Linked DNA regions of Homo sapiens: region 2 is linked to region 1. A link is a loop called in an ENCODE intact Hi-C map of the cell type or tissue named here. Cell type or tissue: Calu3. All regions are shown on one strand. Links, peaks and the distances in the headings refer to the core of each region. The heading gives the core; the rest is flanking DNA.

Region 1 (11,348 bases), core at 1,083-9,082:
TTTAGGAGTGAATGTTTTATGTGTATATATATATATATATATATAATATATATATATCTCATATATATATCATAAGATATGAGATATATATATGAAAATTAGATTGACATCATACATCTCATTGTTAATACTAGATGAAACATAGCAAAATTTCTGAGAAAAAATGTTACCCCTCACTTTTTCTAAAGGACATATTTTAACAAAATGAAAAAACAAAACCAGTTCCCTGTGTGGTATAAGTATAGAAGAAGTAATTCTGTATAAACCCTCTTAAGTTTCATTTAAAAATAACTATTCTAAAGCATACTTTTATTTATTATATTAACAAATTGAAATTTAATAGCAATCTTAAAGTAAAATACCAGAAGATCTAAATAATAAGGTGGTTTCTGGAGCTGAGCGCGGTTTAGAACATTTGAGAAGAAGGAGAATACAGGTAAACGAGCACCAATATTCTCATCTTATTTTGGGGAGGTAACTCTAGGATAGAGAGAAAATGTGGGTCTAAGTTTTGTGTTAAAATTTGGAAAACTTAATCTGCTTATTAGTATAACACATAGTATAAAATGAAAGACTAAGTCTGAGCAGATGAATATTAGAATGACAACCTATTGTTAGCTTCCTAGAACAGTGAAAACCATCACTGTTGTTTCCAAAGACATGTTAAACACAACAAAAATTTTTTACATAGGAAGTTTGGGAAGGGAAAGGAGAGGGATTGTGAGAGAGAGAGTGTCTGTGTGTGTGTGTGTGTGTGTGTGTGTGTGTGTGTGGAATAGACAACAGTTAACTATCATCCAAAATAGAACTCAAGGCAAAAACCAAATTGCTACAATGAGGGATATTTCATATCAACTTTCTACACTGAAGACACTTAATTATAAGGTCATTTGTAGTAAATTATCTTTTAAGAAAAATGAGATTAGATCATTAATTGAACATATTTTAAAAAATAAATTTCAAACTGAATAAATCCTAAACATTTAAAAAATCATTAAGACTACAGAACTGGGAGTAGGCCTCAGGACTTTTAGAGCCTTCTTAAATATGAAATACCAATGCAAAATGAAAAAATATTATTTTCATTGCATCATTTTTGAAAATGATAGGATAAAATACTCCATAAATATCAAAGGACATAGAAGTATGTGAGAAGATAGTTGTAATACTTACAAGAAAAAATTAATATCTGAATGTATAAAATACTGCTGTTGATTTATAAGAAATAAAAAAATATAGAAAAACTGGCAATGTAAACAAAGGTGTAAAACTTAAGACTATATAAAAAGAATATACAATATGTAAAGATTCTTGAATTTACTAGTAATCAGGAAAACAAAAATTTAAAAAACAATATGTCAGGTGATAACATTAGAAAATGTTAAAAAGATGCATCAGATCAAATGTGGGTTAGGTGGAAGGTAAATATATTTTCATATACTGTCAAGTGGGATTATAAATAAGTAAAGATTTCAAATGATAATCTGGCATGTGAACATATAATTTAATCAATCATTCATCAAAATAATGGGAATATCTATTATACAGGAATGGTATGCCAAGTATGGCATAGCCACACTGTGGAGTACTAAGCAGGTATAAAAAGAAAAATGATAGATCTTTGTGTACTGATATGAAGAGCTCTAAGATGTTAAATAAAAAACAATCAAAGGTGGATTGACATCTACAGTGTGACATCATCAGTGAAAAACACAGTAACACACATAAACGTATTTTCTATGGGTACTATGTAGACATGTAAAACATTTTTTTTAAATCTGGGTTGATACACAGAAAAAATACATTAATGTTTGTATTAATATCTATAGAAGAGACTAAATTGGAATAAAGTAGTTATTAAAAAGAAAATTTACTATTTCCATATTGGTTAAATACTTCAATATTAGGGTACATTAGTAAACTATCTTATATAATTAAAAATTAAAGCAAAATGGGCAAGATTAAAAAAGGCAAAAAAATAAGTAAAATTTAGGGGGTTGAGTCATCAGTGAGGTTTGAGTCGCTCTAACTCTAAGGAGAAACAATGTCCCTAATCCTTGCAGTTAAGAGTAAAAGGCATTGACATTATAGAAAATTTAACTATGTTTAGACTTGAGAAAGAAAGGGTTGTATACAGCTAGGCAAAGAAGAAATTTGCTGTTAGCACTTTTACATACAATTCTAAGTACACATATATTTTCAAGACATTGTGTCCTCACTTTTGTTACTCTTGACATCAGTTACTGTTATTATAGTCTTATAGGTGGTATTGAGTAAAAGAGGTGTTTCGACATTCAGAATTTCAGATGCAGAATAGATGCATAAGAAAACTCTAACATGGCCTCAATATGGAGCATTGTGATTTAGAAGTAAAATTTCCAATATGAAGGTCAGTGTTTTTTTTTTCATTGATACACGAAACTATGAACAACCATGCTTATACAAGCCATTTTGTTTGGATGTAGAATAATTGTTTTATCTTTGAGAGCAGAGACTTATTTTGAACAAAGTGTTTTCCAAAAGATTGAATATGACATACAAAACCTATCTTACACCTCTCAAAAAATGCTAAAACTAAATGGGAGGGTGCACATGAAAATGCATCCTAATATTAACTATTTGAGCATTCAATGATTTATTTGTTCAACAAATATTTGCAAAGTACCATGCACTGGATTATAGGTTCATGATACTGATTATAGGTTCATGTGCTATGGGTGAAAAGGGATGATTTAAGTAACAACCTTTGTCCTTTTGATATTTGCAACTTAATTACTTAATAAAATATGTTCTCAGGTAGACTGTAATATGATACCATGTACAACAGAAATATGATAGAAATATTTGTCTGGCTTGGTGGTGTCTTTCTTTGAGGAGGTATTTATAAGCAAAGTTTTGAAGAATGAATAGGATGCAGAGAAAAATATCAGAAGTAGAGACTCCCAATCACAAATGCTCCCCTATTTTTATACATATTGGTTTCCTACTCTTTTCTAATTTCATAGTTTTGATCATATTGTTTTCTGTCCTTGAAATGATTATCCCTTCACCTCGATGTCAACTCCTGTCTGGCAGTACTATCCAGCCACTCAGAGCCAAGTCACATGGAAATTCTTTATTATGACATCTCAGAATCGTGATCTTCCCTAACCCCATCCCATTCCTTCTTTAAACAGTTTGTACTTGATATATAACCTGCACCCGTGTCACATTCTTTTTGGCTGAACATCTCTTTAAAAGCAAGGATTATGCTTAGTTATTCCTTAGTGACATAAACAAATCCTTGCCCAGTTCTTTGCACAAGTTTGGGACTAAAAATATTTGCTGGATTAATTTTTCCTAACTTAAAGACTTATACTTTGAACATGATTAGACCCAGTATGAGACATTCATGTGTAGTGATACAAGGTACAAGTGTGTTTTGTGGGGGTGTCAAGTAAGATGGGCTCACTGTGTATGTATATAGACATAGGTTTTAGCAAGTGCATAAAGAAGGGATGTTATGCCAATTAGAAATAAAAAGTAAGATGTTGAGGGCTCTCTTATCTAAAATAGTCAGTGTTCTTTGTGTACTTTACTAAGGGTTGGGAAAGACAAGATACAGGATAGTGAAAATGCCTGTTAATGGAACATTACTTTCATTCCACAGTGTCATGGTAGTCATGGCGTGTTTTAAAAGCCATCAGTTTTCCTATTGCCATCCCCATTTAATACAGTTTAATCAGGAACTGGACTGAGTAGCTCATACTAGTCTGACTATTTTTATTCTGTAAATTATGTAAAGTCTTTGGTTTAATAATCATTGAATACTCATTTGCCCTACTTTGGGGTAAAATATTTTTAAGGAACTTCTATTCTTCAGAGTTAAGTGACAATTTATTCAGGTTTCTCAAATATATAGTTAATGTTTTATTATTTTATTTCTAATTTTGGAAAGGTAACCACTCAATAAAATTTTGTATTACCTCGAGGTAAAATTATTCAATGTAATCATTCCCTGAGTAGAAAATACCATCAGGACAAAATACACTTCTATTAAAATGTGAGTGGTATAATCAAAGACATAAAATCATTCATTAATGCAAGGGCTACATCTTATCAAAATTTTAAAAATTCCCAAACAAAAATTTCCATGAAGCACATAAAGTATCTGAAATATACAAGGGCTATATTAGGAACAAAAGCATGGACTTTATTCTCACTCACTAAAGAACTATCTAGATAATTTGTTCTTCATAAACCTTTTAAACACCAAGAAAAAACACTCATGGCATTTTCTCTTCAAAGGAGTCTTAGGAAAGTAGGCTCTGAATCAATTTCTTTTTGAAAGTTGAGCTAAATAAATTCTATTCTAAACTTCAGCTGTGCTGTGGGTGAAAAGGAAAAGCTGTTATCTGAAATGAGGTCAAGTTCATAGCTGGCCCATAGGCAACTGTTCTCAAGTATTTGAGAATTTTATTCCTGCACCTGCAATATGATAGTGCCAGAATTGCTAACTCGCCTGCCCAGCTGTCCTGTCTATCAGATGCCTAGAGTCTGCTTGTTATTATAGCACATCTAAAAGGTAGCCCAAGACAATGAAGAGAAGGCATTACCTATTTGATCTTGATTCACATCATTGTTTGCCCACTGGTGCAATGTACTATATTTAGATAGCTATGGTATGTAAAAGGATGGATCTGGATCATATAATGCAGCATAACTTATGATCAAATGGCTTGGTAATGCAATCCACATTAATCAGCACTTAGCAGTACTTAAGAAGGGTATATACTGTCTTTGACAATTTTTTGTGGTTTCTGATAAATAAATTTAGGAGACACTAAATGACTAAATCATTCATCTTGTGAAAACCAAATATGTTTCATTATTCAAATTATGATTAAAGAATTATAGAAATATCAGAGTCGTAGCAGTATCTGAATATGTCTGCATCATGAACATTCATAGGGTCTACTTGTCCAGGATGAATGACCAGTGTATGTTAGTGACCCCTGCTGTCCTAAAAGGGACATGATATTCTATGAGAAAAAGTCTCCTTTGGGTACTTGTGATGAAAATTCATTAGTCAATCTGTGGCTGAATTAATCATTCACCCTCTAAGACCTACCACTTATCTAATTGTTTCTAAGCTGACCTCTGTGCCTAGTCCTAGACCTTGAGGTTATTTAGATCTCAATGTACTTGAACCTTCTTTTGCATCTGACTTTATTGTCCTCTCCTTATCAAAACTGCCTTCTTTTGGTGTCAGAGACATAGCATCATCCTGGTTGATTTCCTACTTTATTGACTGCCCTGTTCTTTCTCCTCCACTATTTTTTCCCTCTTTCTCCAAGAAGTGGGGGGCATGCAAGAAGGGAGTACATTCTTCAAGGTTCTGTAATATCCTTCCTCTTTCATTTTTACTTCTTTCCTGATGGTGTCTCTTATAAAATTGTTTAAAAAGTCCAAACCCTTCCATCCTTCATGCCCATGTGTGTCAAATGGTGGTTTCCTTGTATTGTTTTCTCCAGAAATTGCAAAGAATGCTATTTTGATGCGTAATTACTCACACATCTGAATTTAGTTAAGTGGAGATTGTTCAGCACTATTTTTGTCTCTTTTTTTTCTCATCCTTAATGACTCCAATATATGAGATACTGGAATTTAAGAAGCTTCATTTTTCTCGGATACATGTTCCAAAAAATGTGTTTCCTGTGACCTAAGAAATGCCCTCTCTGTTTCTTCTGAGCTCAGCTTTCACTGTTCATTTTGGCTACATTCTCTCTGTGTCTGTACTTCACTGAGCCACACTGCAGGGGTGGTGATGACAGGGGAGCAGAGAAGAGAAAGAGAAAAATGCTGTTGTAATAAGAGTGAAGTTAGTGGTATAAAGTGAGAGTACAAATCTGCACCTTGTGATAGCAAAACTATTTCCTGTTTCTACACTGAATAAAAACATTTTTTTTCACTGTATATAATTCTAGCTTTCAGAAAAAGAGGCTGCCCAGTTTGAACACTGCTTGAAAACTTATTTTTCCCTGTGCATAAATTTCTGGGCCTCTAACGCTTCCTGTGCAGCATTTTTAAGCATATTCTCTTCATTCCCCACTTAGAAGTGAAGGTTTTGCTGTTAGCCAGTTTATTTCCTACACATTTAGGACATATGGACACAAAATAAGTTCACAATAACTGTGCATAGAATGAATGACCAACAATAAATAAATCAATAATTATTCCCCTTCTGGCTAATACTAAGTAAGCCCCAAATTTTGCTAATTTCACGTATTCATGGAACTGTGTATGGACTTTGTACACTCTGTTGAAATTAGTACAAGTAGAAAGAAATGTTGTGGTTTGTTTTATTCATTAGAGAGAAATAAGAAACATAATGCGAATGGAGCTTGTTAAACAGAAATTGCCAGAGCAGCAGTTAATGGCCTACTTTGCCTCCCATGGAATGTCATATCACTGTATTATTTTACTTTGGGTTTACGAAAAACAGTCATGTAAATAGTTCAGAGTGGTAGAATGAATGATTATTTAGTCAGTCTATCTTGGACAAAAGATTCCAAGAATAGTCTTTTGATAATTGCATGCACACATGCATGTACATGCACGCACACAGACACACAATACCTTCCCAAGATTTCTGCTAAAAATAGATGAGCAAAGAGCTTTTGTATAAAGCACAGTGGATTTATTTATTTCCAAATCTCTCTCTTCAGTGTCAACATGCTTCATCAATCCTGCTAAGTCTTTTTCTCTAGAGAAGACCTGTCAATATATACCTTAATGAATTGATATCATGTCAATAATTAGGCTTCTGGGACTTCTTTTTTCATCTGAAAGAATATGAAGATATTTTGTAGCTGACTTGAATGGTCAGATTTCTCCCCATTCATCAACTATCTCACAAAACATTTATTTTTATTAAATTTCAGATGATCAAATAAAATTTTAAATATACCCTGATTTATATAACTACTGAAATATCTAAGACTTTAATCTTATTTCAAGAGAGGCTTGATTTAAAATGGCCTTAGAGTGTTAGTTTAATTAACATTCATGAATTTGGAAAGTTTGGAAACAATATATTCCTTAAGGCAATTCAGCACTAAAATCACAAGTTATTACTTGAGCAGGAGAAAACATATTCAAAGAATCTTTAATTACGTTTGAAGAACAACACGGTCTCCTGTCAGACCGTGGGCAGTCTTTCATGCTCTGAACAGGGGACAATGATTCTCCCACTCTTCTCCATACTCAGTGTTTTGGTGTTCTTCCTTGCAGTTGGAACTATCTTCTTTATACAAATATATATCACATTGGAATTGATGGTGGTAATCTTTTTTTGGAAAAGATGCCAGCAGAGATTAACTTCTGAAGTCCACATAGTCAAAGTCAGGTAGTCTCTGTAACTCACTGGAAAAAAAGAATAGAACCAGGATATTCATCATAAGTGACAATAATTTACAATATTTCTGACGGTGTCAAAACATTCAGAGATTGACTGGAATCATGGTTTAATGTTGTAGGCAAGCGGTGGTGCCAAGTTGCTTAATTCTCACTTATCTATCATTATAACGCCACTGTGGAAATATGTGCTGTGTTACAGCCCATAACATTATGTTTAAAACCGACATTGATCTACTTATATTCTGTCAAAAATGTGCAGAGCATGAATAAAGAAAAAAAAAATTGTAAATAAGCAACCACTTATTTACTTAAAGGGCACCACTTCTTTAAATAAATAAGAAGATATTTCTGGTTCCTAATATTCTGATTCATTAAATTGTTAAGTACCTGAATCTTAGATTTTTCACTGTTTAAATATATTAATATGATGAGAAGACATCTCATTCTTTTTTCCCCAAGCATTCCAAGTTGACTTTGATGAAATTAGCAATTTTCAGTAAAAAGACTTTAGGAACCAATTACTTGAGTCTGTTTTTTTAGCATGTTGGTATTCAGAAAAGTAAAATTTGTTACACTTTTGTTTGATAAATGGCAGGTAAGTGCTTGTTTCTCCAATGAGTTATTAATTGTAAAGTCCATAATAGCTATTAATTTAGAAGCACAAAACACTTAAGAAACAATTCAGATAAATAAAACAATTTTATTTTTTTTTTTTGAGACAGAGTTTGGCTCTTCTTGCCTAGGCTGGAGTGCAATGGCGCAATCTAGGCTCACTGCAACCTCCGCCTCTTGCGTTCAAGCAATTCTCCTGCCTCAGCCTCCCGAGTAGCTGTGATTACAGGTGCCTGCCACCATGCCTGGCTAATTTTCTGTATTTTTAGTAGAGATGGGGTTTCACCACGTTGGCCAGGCTGGTCTCGAACTCCTGACCTCAAGTGATCCGCTCATCTCAGCCTCCCAAAGTGCTGGGATTATAGGTGTGAGCCACCGCGCCCAGCCGATAAATAAAATAATTTTAAAAGTACATCTATAAAAACTAGAATTATGAATTTCTAAAAAGATAATTTTTTTGATCTCCTGAGACAAAATGACTAGCAAAGCTGCTGACTTTGAATAGAGTGCTTTGAGGCAGCAAGTCTTGAAGGCCATTGAAAAAGCTGTGGCCCAGGCACTGCCTTAAAAGCCTTTAGAGTATGCTAACCTGATAGAATTACAGGTGTCTGCAACCTCCACGGATGCTGGTTGGAGACTATAGTAACAAAAAATTGCCACTTGGGTGTGCCAGCCTCTGAGTTTTGACGATACAGTTGCCTGAGGCAGCTACCAGATATATCTCTTTTAAATGGCGACTCCTTGATTATTTGGGCACTGGTAGAGACGATCTGATGGCTGGAGCACCACCTGTACTTCTAATCACAACCCCATCAATAAAATTGGATAGGCTCAACAGAGCTCAATTATTAAATGGAAATGGTACATTCACAATGGGGCCTGACTGGGACCCCCAAGAGACCAGTAGGTTTCATGAAGGCACAAAGAATTATAATTGTTGATGACACAGAATGGTTTACTAACGGCTCTACAAAACTAAAAGCAGACTTGGTCGTTTGGACTGGTGCCACCATCTGGCCAGTGAATGCCATCTTTTGAATGAGATCAAATACAGATGTTGTGTCCACTGAACCAAACTACATGCAACTACATGAGTCACATGGTGATGACCGTGCATGCCGCCCCATCACCATATTTTACTACATTTTCAGCGACTTAGTAATGAGTCTCACTGGATCCAGACAGGTTGGTAACCCTTGCACAGTGAACCTGCTTCACAGTTACAACTAAACCATACTCAGATAATTAATATAAAATTAAATGACAGTTTTGAAACATACACACACACACATTTATGATGTGGTGATTGTGTCTCCAGAATCCTCCATTTTACTCATTGCATTGTGTAGGAGCCATTTATTTTGATAATTGACCCAAATCCAGTTGCTGGGCTGACACTGGTTCACCTAAGCCAATCAGATAATAGACAACCTCATTGATTGGTTCAGGAGATGGGCTTATCACCTATGTTGACCCAATCAGAATAAAGCCCAGGAACTTCATTCAATAGTGGTGGTGGTGGTGGGTGGTGCTTTCATCTTATTTTTTAAAATCCATGTTGTAGATAAAAAAATAAAACTGTCTTAAGCTCTTTGCTTTCTTAAGAGAAGCCAGCTTGAATAGAAAGCTGATAAACAGAAAATAGCAAAACATATAAAACTGCCAAGAAATGAATCTGGTGCCTGATCAAAGCATGCTTAGAGCTTAGCCTGCCACTAGACTACTAAGTCTTCTTAATTACTAAAACCAGGCTCAGCTGAATTTTTTTGCTACTGTAAGTATCTTAAATTATAAAATAAGTGAAAGTTCATAAAATATTCCCTGGCTTATCACATAAATCTTTAGCTATTACACAGCTGGGAATTGTTTTCTTTTTACTGTTGGTTTTCATCCAAGTATAGTCAATGTTAGACAGCCTTCCAATAATATACAATGCTCCATTCTTAGAGTGCTTCATTTGAAGAATTTTTGATACAGCAGTAGCTTAATTTATGTCAAATTAGTAAGAACTCGATATGAGCCATCCAATCAAGAAGAGTTCTGAAGAGACAAAACTTAAAACTCTAGAAGAAAAGTGATTTTACATAGGCATAGGTCAATAATAGTAATAAAAGCCACATATTACATGCCAAGAGATTTACATGTAATAGATTATGACAAATCTTTATATCAGCTTGGTGAGGGCTGCCTTATTATCTTCATTTAATAGCTGAACAAATTGAGACTCAGGATATTTTGATAATGGATCAGTTTCATCCAGCTAATAAGCAGACTCTTGCAAAGTCCAAATTCCTTTGAAAAGAAAAGCTATGCATTTAATCCACCTTAAGGCTTCTCTTTCACAAATTTACTTTCAGAAACGTTTACTTAGGGCCTGCTATATTCAAAGAGTGAGAGTTACATGAAATCATGAAATATATTACCTGAGAGCCAGGAACAATCTATCTGTAGAGAGAAAATGGACTACATTAAAAAATGAAAATAAATACAAATAATTGAATTGAGGGCAAAAAGTAAAGGATAAAAAAAGGAAAAAAAAACCCTGATCATTAATATAGAATGAATTCTAATTCTGAAATCATAAGTTTCAGAGACAGAGTTTTATTTGAGCTCAATCTAAAAGGAAGAGAAGATTGCTGTAGAGATAGAGGGATGAAGAGGTCATTCTTGGCTGCAGAACCTTTGTGAGTCAATGCATGAAGGCAGTCAAACTTAGAGCGAATAGAAAGCAGGCCCATGAAAGCCTGACCTGGTGATAAATATGTGGTAACAACAGAAGCTAGAAAAAAGAAATGTAACAATATTTTCTCAGTCCAGAGATTGCAAACTTAAGGTCCATGGCCTGTACTTAGTCTGTATAGCTGCTTAATGTAAGCCAAATAATGTTTTTAAAATATTTGAATGGTTGCAATTTTGGTCCATGATCCTCAGCGCTCTTTGTCTCTATCCCCGCCTCTTGTCTGACGCTAAGCTGCTTCACTCATCCACAGTGTACCTTGACTGGGACCAAACAGGCACTTTTACATCTATAGTGAAGGCTCTGAAAATCCTTCTGTAAAATGGGTATGGAGGACATGGACTTGACATGATCTCAACTGCTTTTACATAGATAACTCAAGCAGCAGTGTAGAGATAGGTCGGGCTACTAAAAAATTGTCATGAAGGAGGCTAGTTAGGAGGCCAGTATAATAATTTGTTAAAAAAATATAACAAAGCTATGATCTGGACTAGTGACATCAGGAATGAAAAAAGACTGATTTGAGAAATATGCAAAGTAGACTGAATGGGACTTTCTAACTATTAATATATTAAGGAAACAAACAAAATAAAGGGCCCTC
Region 2 (11,348 bases), core at 1,826-9,825, 470 kb before region 1:
CAGTAATGGAATTGCTGGGTCAAATGGTATTTCTACTTCTAAGTATTTGAGGAATGGCTACACTGTCTTCCACATGGTTGAACTAATTTACATTCCCACCAACCGTGTAGAAACGTTCCTTTTTCTCTGCAACTTTGCCAGCATCTGTTGTTTGCTGACTTTTTAATAGTAGCTATTCTGACTGGCATGAGATGATATCTCATTGTGGTTTTGATTTGCATTTCTCTAACGATCAGTGATGTTGAGCTTTTTTTCATATGTTTGTTGGTCACATAAATGTCTTCTTTTGAGAAGTGTCTGCTCATATCCTTTGCCCATTTTTAATGGGCTTGTTTGTTTTTTGCTTGTAAATTTGTTTAAGTTCCTTGTAGACTCTTGATATTAGACCGTTGTCAGATGGATAGATTGCAAAAAGTTTCTCCCATTCTGTAGGTTGTGTGTTCACTCTGATGATAGTTTCTTTTGCTGTGCAGAAACTCTTTAGTTTAATTGGATCCCATTTGTCAATTTTGGCTTTTGCTGAAATTGCTTTTGGCGTTTTTGTCATGAAATCTTTGTCCATGCCTATGTCCTTAATGGTATTATCTAGATTTTCTTCAAGGGTTTTTATAGCTTTGGGTTTTACATTTAAGTCTTCAATCCATCTTGAGTTAATTTTTGTATAAGTCATAAGGAAGGGGTCCAGTTTCAATTTTATGCATATGGCTAGCCAGGTCTTGCAGCACCGTTTATTAAATAGAGGGTCCTTTCTCCATTGGTTGTTTTGTCAGTTTGTCGAAGATCAGATGGTTGCAAGTGTGTGGTCTTATTTCTGAGTTCTGTATTCTGTTCCATTGGTCTATGTGTCTCTGTATCATGTACCATGTACTATGTACCAGGACCATGCTGTTTAGGTTACTGTAGCTTTGGAGTATAGTTTGAAGTCATGTAGCATGATGCCTCTAGCTTTGTTCTTTTTGCTTAGAATTGTCTTGGCTATTAGGGCTCTTTTTTGGTTCATATAAATTTTAAAATAGTTTTTTCTAATTCTGTGAAGAATGTCAATGGTAATTTAATGGGAATAGCAATTAATCTATAAACCACTTTGGGCAGTATGGCCATTTTCATGGTATTGATTCTTCCTATCCTGGAGCATGGAATGTTTTTTCATTTGTTGGTGTCTGCTCTGATTTTTTTGAGCAGTGGTTTGTAGTTCTCCTTGAAGAGGTCCTTCACTTCCCTTGTTAGCTGTATTGCTAGGTTTTTTTTTTTTTTTAACTATTTTTATGTCAAATGTGAAGATTTGGCTCTCTGCTTACCTGTTGTTGGTGTATAGGAATGCTAGCAATTTTTGCACATTAATTTTATATACTGAGCCTTTGCTGAAATTGCTTAAGCTTAAGAAGCTTTTGGGCTGAGGTGATGGGGTTTACTAGATATAGTATTATGTCACCTGCAAACAAAGATAATTTTACTTCCTCTTTCCTATTTGAATACCCTTGATTTTTTTCTCTTGCCTGATTGCCCTGGCCAGAACTTCCAACACTTTGTTGAACAGAAGTGATGGGAGAGTACATCCTTGTCTTCTGCCAGTTTTCAAGGGGAATGCTTCCAGCATTTGACCATTCAGTGTGATATTGATTTTGCCATTTTTATAGTTTTGTTCGCATATTGCATCTTTATTATTATCTCTGCTAACTACAGCTTAAAAATGCAGTACATCATATTTTGCAAATGGTGTGTCATTATTTCTCTTCTATTTTATTTATGATAGTTCTTTGAATGAATTTATTTTATCATGTTTTTCACATGTTCCTATGACAATTCAAATAATGTAGAGATCTCTGTTCCCATCCATACACTTCCATGCCACCAACTCAAAATATAACCAATATTAACAATTTGTTGCATAGTCTTCTATATTTTATATTTTTATATGAGTATTTACACAGATGTAGGTATTTTTCTTTTTAAAAATAAAATGTAATCATGTAATCATAAAAATAATTTATGCTTATTTTGAAAAACATACTAAGAAATAATCACTGTTAAAATTTTCTGTATTTTATTTTTTATCCTTAACCTTTTATGTTCTAGAAATGCTGAACAATAGAACAATAAGATACATGATATTGCATTTTTAAAATGGAATATCGTGAAATATTAAAAAGTCATGCAGATATTTCCTTTTTAATTATTTAAAACACAATTTTAGATAGTTATTTCATATATATACAAATACATGCATTTTTAACCAATTTCCTATCATCAGACATCTTATTCATCCTAGAATAACATTAAGTAACAAATGTGATAGAAGCATTTGTATTTTATTATTGCTTTTAATGAGAAGACCTCTAGTGCTTTATTATTGGTATACTATTAACTAGTGGGTTTAGATGTTCTTTATCATGCTCCATAATTACTTTCTATTTCCACTTTGCTAAGTTCTTGATGTCCAGTTTGTTAAAATAAAAGATTTATTTGAGAATTTTAAAATGTTATTTCTATTTGTGCTGAACTGATCAATTGCTTTATTTTAAAAAATGATTTGTTGTCTCTAATAGATTTTCTACTTGTAAACTTATTTGTATTTGAAAGTCTTACCAAGTTCAAATTCTTCTGCCACAACACATCATCTGAAGAATTTAGATTCCCATTAGATTATATTAAAAGTTAAAAATTTAACTGTTGGCATGAAATAGTGATTCAGCTATTAGACTTTGTATTTACCATGAACTGGAAAAGCCTACTGTGCTTCATTTGGAATAACCCCTCTCTGAACTGCAGTCAGAAAGTGCCACCAGGCAAAAACCTCATTCTTTTTTCTTCTCTCAGGAATAACATTCCTACCTTGTATGTTTTCTAATATCTGTAGGATTATTTGGTATAATTTTGTCTAAATTTTTAGTTGGTTTTGGTGGGAAGCAAGCTGATTTGAATTACTACCTTGTGGCCAGAGTGGAAATCTAACAGATATATTCCTTAAGTAAAATGTAGACAAACTTTATCACAATACTGTTCATTTCATTCATGTTTAGTGGATAGCTATTGTATTTGGGCACTTGTTAGGAGTTCTTGGTGCAGGTTCTATTATATTGTATACAAAATGAAAACATTCTCATAGTTCTAGATTATTCATTTTACTATTTTTATCAGAAAAGATCTTAAAAGAAAGATTACAGCTAATTTTTACATAAAGAAAAAACTCAGCATCAATTAAATATTAATATAAGTTGAAATAATCTGTTGTATACTCATCAATATTTAATCAAGATTAACCCAACTAATAGGTAGAGCTTAGGTAGTTATATAAGGGTGCATTTTTCAGCTCACTTATGCTAATGATGTCTTTGGGTTGGTGTTATTATTAATATTTAATCTTTTTTACATTAAAATGGAGACATTTATTGATTTGTTTTTAAGATAGTAAGCAGCATTAAAGAAAGTACAGCTTAAAATAGTTAAAATGACCCAAAAATTTTAATGACAATTTTACATTTATGGCTAAATGAAAATGAATAGTTTTTAATAATTAATTCACTTAAAAATGTTTGCTTAATAATTCATCAAAATTAAACAGATACAAGGCTAACTGGGATCTGGGAACCTTGTAAAATAAAGTAATGCCCCTTTATCCTTCTCGAAAAAGTTGTGATCCTAATAAAACAGTGGTTTTGTTCTTCCCACACAGGCCACCTTTCCATTCTGTCACTTCTCAGTGACAATGTGTCAATTCTCAGTATTACTGGTTTGTGTGAATTCAAATTTTGGTTCCACTAAAAATATTTTCAATAGACAGTCAGAGAAATATGACCTATTTACCTTCTACTTAGAGAGGGGAAATATGACCTATTTACCCTCTACTTAGAGAGGGTAAATATGACCTATTTATCATCTACTCAGAATCAGTATCGTAACATATTTTGGTGAGGTCAAATGTTCTCACATAATTATAAATATTAAAAGGTAAAATTTTTAATATTTCAACTTTAAGAGACATTACATTAAAGCCCTTCTATGGATAAGAATAACCAATCACACACAAAAAAAATCAAACACAAATAATTTATGCTTCAAAGACAATTCTTTTAGAGTACATTCTTTTTCCCTACATTAGAAGTTATAGATGATAGAGTCTTCTCTGAGAACCTGTACAGGGCCAATCATAAGAAAAACAGTTTTCTTAGGCTGGCATCTTTCCTGCAGTAAGACCACTTGTTTGTGATGAGAACAAATGTGGTTGACAAAAGTGACAGGTCCTGACTAATAACTAAAGCAAGGAAGTTTCATTTTAACTGACAACTCAGAATATTTATACTGCAGTTTCTTGTGAGATTTAATCATGAACTGACAAAAATTTAGCCTCTGCCAGTGTAACCTAAGGAATCTGACATTTGAAAGAATCTAACTGATAAGTTCAATATCTCACTATTTAAAATGATCCCCTATCTTAATTCAGATCCTGTGAATGTCAGTCTTTAGACCCCCTTGTCTTATTTTCCCCAACCAACTGCTTTCGTTAAATTTTGCTTTAACCTTATGCTTGCTGTTTTTATAAAGGGTGGTCTGAATGGAATTTTTGTGTTTTCTAATCACATAATTGAAGCGATGTGTTCTGATGTGCCTTCTGCGTGTTTTCATGTCATAAATTCCTGCTTGAGTTTAGTTCCAGGAAGTAACAAAGACTGTAGAGACAAATCTGTGTACTTTTGTTTGTTAGATAATGAAAAGAATGTGGTTCAACATGTTATTCTTTGTGTTCTAACTGGCAGAAAATTTGGGGCTCAGTTCAGTGTCCAACCAAACTGTCACCCATTGCAAGAAAAGAGTAATATCTACTTGCCTTTGGCCCATTTGTATGATTAAAACTATGTTGTATTCCTAATTGGTCTGCCACTGCAGTCTTCATTTTTGACATCATCTCATTTTTTTTTTTCTTAAATCAAGCTATCCATTTGTAAGCTACTAATTTCTTTCAGTCATTTTCCCCATAAACTTTTTGTAAAGCATCAGTGATTTCACCATTCTTCCACCCAAGATTCACTATAAATTTGGTGATTTCTCTTACTTCAACTTTAGTAAAATTCATAATGTTCTGATAAGAGCTTTTTTCAAATTGATGTCTTATTCTTGTTAGTACTCCAAACTAGATCCTGTTATAATATGGTAATATTAGCTGGGTGCGGTGGTTCACACCAGTAATCCCAGCACTTTGTAGGACCAAGGTGGGTGGATCACTTGAGCCCAGGAGTCCGAGACCAGCCTGGGTAACATTGCTAAACCCCATGTCTATAAAAAAATACAAAAATAAGCCAGGCCTGGTAGTGCATGTATGTAGTCCTAGCTACTTGGGAGGCCGAGGTGGGAGGATCACCTGAACCTGGATAGTTTAGGCTGCAGTGAGCCGTGATCATGCCACTGTACTGCAGCCCGGATGACAGTGAGAGAGACTTAGTCTCAAAGAAATGAAAATAGAAAAATAAAAACATGTTAATACAAGTTTATTTTGGTGCAAAAATATTTTGATGCAAACAATTTTGAAGTCCATGTATAGTTTTTTCATAATATACATTTTTCATGAACTTTTTGAAGACTCCTTGTGTATGTGTATGTGTATGTGTTTGTGTATGTGTGTGTGTGTGTGTATTTGATTCCAAATATTGGCTACCATAAATGCTGCAAGGAATCTGGAAGTGCAGATACCCTTTATATACTCACTTTATTTTCAGTGGAAATATACTCAGAAATGAGATTGTTAGGTCTTATGATAGTTTCATTTTTAATTTTTTCAAAAACATTCACACTGTTTTCCATAATGGTTATTCTAATTTACATTCTCACCAGCAATATATGCAATATATAAGGGCTTTCTTTTCTCCATCTCCTTGCCAAACTTGTTACTTTTTGTCATATTGATAGTTGCTATTTTAACAGGTGTGAAATGAAAATTCATTGTGGTTTTAAATTGTATTTCCCTAATTACTAATGATCTTGGGCATTTTTTCATATACCTGTTGGCTCTTTGTCTTTTGAGAAATTTGTCTTTAGATTCTTTGCCCATTTTTAAATCAGATTATTTGTTTTCTTATCATTGAGTTGTTTGCATTATTTGTATATTTTGGATATTAACTCCTTATCAGATGTTTGACTTGCAAATATTTTCTCTTACTCTGTAGGTTGTCTCTTCATTCTGTTTATTATTTCCTTTGCTGTGCAGAATTGTTTTTGTTTGAAGCAATCCCATTTTTTAAGTTTTATTTTTGTTGCCAATGTGTTTGGAGACATACCCCCAAAAATCATTACCCAGAACAATGTCAAGAATCTTTTCCCCTGTTTTCTTCTAGTAGTTTTACAGTTACAGGACTTACATATAGCTATCCAGTCATCTCAGCATCAGTTAAGTTTTTAACACATTTTGAGTTGATTTTTGTATATGGTGTTATATAAGGGTCAAATTTTATTTGTCTACATATAGCTATCCAGCCATCTCAGCATCATTTATTGAAGAAACTTTCTCATTGTGTGTTCTTCACCCCGTTGTCAAAGATCAATTAGCTGTAAATGCCTAGATTTATTTACAGGCTCTCTATTCCACCTGTTGGTCCACATGTGTGTTTTTTATGCCAGTAACATGCTGTTTTGGTTACTATTGCTTTGTGTACTATATTTTGAAGTCAGGTAGTGAGAAGCCTCTAGCTTTGTTCTTTTTATTAAAGATTGCATTAGCAATTCAGGGTATTTTGTGATTCCACACAAATTTTAGGATTTTTTTCTACTTTTGATATTGGTATTTTGATAGGGATTGCACTGAATCTGTAGATCACTTTGGGAATTATGAACATTTTAACGATATTAATTCTTCCAATACATGAACATAGGATATCTTTCAACTTGTTTGTATCCTCTTCAATTTATTTTATCAGTGTTTTGTATTTTGTATTGTAAAGATTTTCACCTTCTGGTAAAGTATATTCCTAAGTATTTTATTTTTTTGATAGCTATTGTAAATGGCATTGCTTTCTTAATTTCTAGTTCAGATAGTTCACTATTATTGGCATATAGAAATGCTACTGATTTGTGTGTTGATTTTTGTATTCTGAAAATTTACGAAATTCATTTATTCAAATAAGTTTTTATAGTCTATTAGGTTTTCCATATATAAGATCATGTTGTCTGACAATAGGGAAAATTTGACTTTTGTGTTTCCAGTTTAGATGCTCCTTATTTCTTTCTCTTGCCTAATTGACTAGGACCTCCAGTACTATGTTAAATAACATTGGTGAAAGTGGCCATCCTTGTCTTTTTCAACTTTTCCCCATTCAGTATTGAACTGTGAGTTTGTCAAATATCTCCTTTACTGTGTTGAGATGTGTTTCTTTTATACATAATTTGTTGAGAGTTTCTAGCATGAAGGGATATTAAATTTTATCAAATATTTTTATTTCTGTGTATTGAGATAGGTTTTTGTCCTTCACTCCATTGATGTGATGTATCATGTTCATTGATTTGCATGTGTTCAACCATCCTTATATCCCCAGGATGAACCCCACTTGATCATGGTAAACAATCTTTTCTGATGAGCTGTTGGATTCGGTTTTCTAGTATTTTGTTGAGGATTTTTGCACCTATGTTTATCAGGCATATTGGCCAGTATTTTTCATCTTCTATGTTTTATTCTGCTTTTGGTATCAGGGTAATGCTGGCCACATATAATGAGTTTAGAAGAATTCCCTCCACCTTAATTTTTGGAATAATTCAATAAAAATTGATGTTAGTTATTCTTTAAATGTTTTCTAAAATTCAATCATCGAGATCCTGGGTTTTTCTTTGATAGGAGATGTTTCATTACTTAATCTTATTGCTTTTTATTGATCCTTTCAGGTTTTGTTTTTCTTCATGATTCAAGAAGTATGAATCTGGTGGTTGTATGTTTACAGGAATTTATTTCTCATAGGTTTTTCAGTTTGTTTGTATATAGTTGTTACAAATAGTCTTTAGTGATTCTTAATATTTCTGTGGTATCAGTTGTAATGTTTCCATTTTAATCTTTGATTTTATTTGAGTCTTCTCATTTTTTCTTAATCTGGCTAAATGTCTGATGATTTTGTTAAACCCAACTTTTTGTTATATCTTTTTTGTATTATTGTAGTCTTTATTTTATTTATTTCTGCTCTGAACATTATTTCTTTACTTTTACTATTTCTATTTTACTATTTTATATTGCTTATTTCCTTAGGTTCAACATTAGGCTGTTTATTTGAGCTCTTTCTACTTCTTTTTTTTAAATTTAGCCATTTATTGCCATAAACTTTTCCCTTAGAACTGCTTATGCTGTATCCCATAGGTTTTGGTATGTTGTATTTCCATTTTTACTTGTCTTGAGATATTTAAAATATTTAAAACTTTTCTTCTCTTTTTTTTTAATGGCCTATTTGTTGTTTCAAAGCATGTTGCTTAATTTATATGTATTTTTACAGTTTACAAAGTTTCTTTTATTATTGATTTCTAATTTTAGGCCATTGTCAGAAAACGTACTTGATATAATTTTGATTTTAAAAATTTGTTACAACTTGTTTTGTAGCCTCACATATGGTCTGTCCTGAAGAATGTTCCCTGTGCTGTTGAAAAAAAAAGTGTATTCTTCAGATGTTGAAAAGACTTTTCTGTAGGTAACTGTTAGGACCATTTGATCCAGAGTGCAGTTTAACTCCAATGTTTCTTTGTTGATTTTCTATTTGGATGATCTGTATGTTGCTGAAAGTGGGATGTTAAAATCACTTACGATTATAATATCGCAGTCTATCTCTCCCTTTAGGTCTATTTCTATTTGCTTTATATGTTTAGGTGCTCCAGTGTTGAGTACATATATAATTGTTATACCTTCTTGCTGTATTACCTCCTTAATTATTATATTATGGCCTTCTTTGACTCTTCTAACAGTTTTTAGACGTCCTCACTTGGTCTAATTTTGTTTTTACAGGTGAAGTGAGTTTCTTGTAGACAGCATATAGTTGCATCTTGCTTTTCTTTTTTTTCATTCAGCCATTTTATGAATTTTACTGGACAATTTAATCCATTTACATTCAAGGTAATTATTTTTGGGTAAAAATTTATTCCTGTCATTTTGTGACTTGTTTTTTAGATCTTTTCTTTCCTTCCTTTCCTTCCTTCCTTCTCTCTCTCTTTCTCTTTCTTTCTTTCTTTGTTTCTTTCTTTCTTTGTGTCTTTCTCTCTTTCACCGTCTTTGTGGCTAAGTGATTCTCCAATAGTATGTTTTGATTTATTGCTTTTTACTTTTAGTGGATTTATTATAACTTTTGCCTTGTAGTTACCACGGGGATTACAAAAAGACCTTATAGTTAAAATAAGTTATTTTAATTTGGTAATGACCTAACTTTCATTACACAAGAAAAGATAAAAATTCTACACTTTAACTCCATTCCACTTCATTTTGTATATTTGATGTCACATTTTACATCTTTTCATATTGGCTATCCATTAACGAGTTAATATAATTGTATCTAATAGTTTTGCCTGTTAGGGTTCATACTAAGATATAAGTGGTTTATGCAGTACAATTACAGTATTAGAGTATTAAATTAAGTATAACTTGTTTGTGTACCTATTTTCCCAATGAGTTTTTAACTTTCGGATGTTTCCCTGTTACATATTAGAATCTTTTTCTTTTCATTAGTTTGAAAAACTTCCTTTAGCATTCCTTGTAGGACAAGTCTTGTTGAAATTAATTTCATCTGCTTCTGTCTCCTTGGGAAAGTATTGAACTTGCTTTTATCTCCAGAGGACAGCTTTTTTAGGTACAACATTCTTAATTGGCAGTATTTTTGTCTTTTTCTTCCCATTCAGTATGCTGAATATATTCTCCCACTCCCTCTTGCCTGCAGTGTTTCTTCTGAGAAGTCTGCTGCCAGGAGTATGGAAGTCCCTTATATGTTATTTGCTTCTTTTCTCTCACTGCTTTCAGAATCCTTTGTCTTTGACCTTTGAGCAATTCATTGCAATCTGTGATCAGGTAGTCTTATTTGGGTTGAATTTGTTTATTTTTTTAAACCTTTGTTTAAAAAGTTTAACCTTCCTGTACTTAAGAATTTATATCTTTCTCTTTGTTTGAAGGAAGTTTCTGTTATTGTTTCTTTGAATTAGTTTCGTACACCTTTGTTTTTCTGAACTCTCTTCTCTTTATTTTTGGAGACAGGTCTTACTGTGTTGCCTAATCTGGCCTTAAATTCCTGGGTTCAAGTGATTCATTTACCTCAGCCTCATGAGTAGCTGTCATTACATATGCATGCCACTATGGCTGAAATCTCTCTTGAACTCCAATAACCCATATATTTTCTCTTTTGATGTTGTTTTGTAGATCCCATAGGCTTTTTGTTTCTTTATTTTTTCTCTTATTTTCTAACAGTTTGTCTTCAAGCTCACTTATTCTAACTTCTGTTTGATCAGCTCTGCTGTTAATGCTCTCTCACATTTTTCATTTCATTCATCAAATATTTCAGGTCCAGGACTTATTATTATTATTTTGATGTGTTAAATTTCTCCAAGTTTCAGAATTCTTTCTGTATGTTTTCTTGAAATTTGTTGAGCTTCTTTAAAACAGCTATTTTGAATTTTTGTCTGATAGATTACACATCTCCATCACTTTATAGTCAGCCTCTGAAGGCTTATTCTGTCCATTTGGTAAGGTCATATTTCTCTGAATGTTCATGATGCTTTTGGATATGTAGTGTTGTTTGTGCATTGATCAATTAGGTATTTATTCCAGTCTTCACAGTCTAGCTTTGTTTGTGCCTGTCCTTCTTCAGAGGACCTTCTAGAGATTCTAAGCAGACTAGCTGTTATGTTCCCTGAGTTTGTGACCACTACAGCTGTCTCAGAGCTAGAGGAGGCTTTAAGCCCAGGAGTGACATGAGTCTCTGGGGATTCTGAGGTTGACATGGCTTTTTAGCTCATATAGACCTGAGAGAGACCTAAGGACAGTACCTTGGCTGTGTGAGAAAGCTGGTCTGGGACCTGACCAGTTGGTCCCAGTGTCCCAAATGGGCATGCATCTCAGTAGCACCCTGTATTAGTCCGATTTCATGCTGCTGATAACAACATACCCAAGACTGGGAAATTCATAAAAGAAAGAGATTTAGTGGACTTACAGTTCCATGTGGTTGGGGAAGCCTCACAATCATGGTGAAAGTCAAGGAGGGGAAAGTCATGTCTTACATGGATGGCAGCATGTGAAGAGAGAGAGAGAGCTTGTGCAGGGGAACTCCTCTTTATAAAACCATCAGATCTTGTGAGACTTATTCACTATCATGAGAACAGCATGGGAATGACTTATCCGCATGATTCAATTA

What was found. Hi-C counts contacts between places; a loop is a spot of excess contacts. Peaks named below come from ENCODE experiments on the same cell type or tissue, not always from the same donor. Only the 100,000 strongest peaks of a DNase experiment are listed, where the experiment ranks them.
Region 2: it touches region 1 in a loop (2.4-fold over the local background); 2 of 110 quality-filtered maps call a loop at or near these places.

What each region holds. Positions count from the first base shown.
Region 1 is chr3:144,766,011-144,777,358 of GRCh38, forward strand. No RefSeq gene overlaps it. Among named protein-coding and RNA genes, the nearest start is that of DIPK2A, 800 kb to the left of the region's middle. In Calu3, for the core only: no CTCF peak of the experiment used is centred there; a DNase peak (open chromatin) is centred at 5,001.
Region 2 is chr3:144,291,119-144,302,466 of GRCh38, forward strand. All of the region lies in intron 2 of LOC105374140 (a long non-coding RNA gene), which reads left to right. Among named protein-coding and RNA genes, the nearest start is that of DIPK2A, 320 kb to the left of the region's middle. In Calu3, for the core only: no CTCF peak of the experiment used is centred there; no DNase peak of the experiment used is centred there.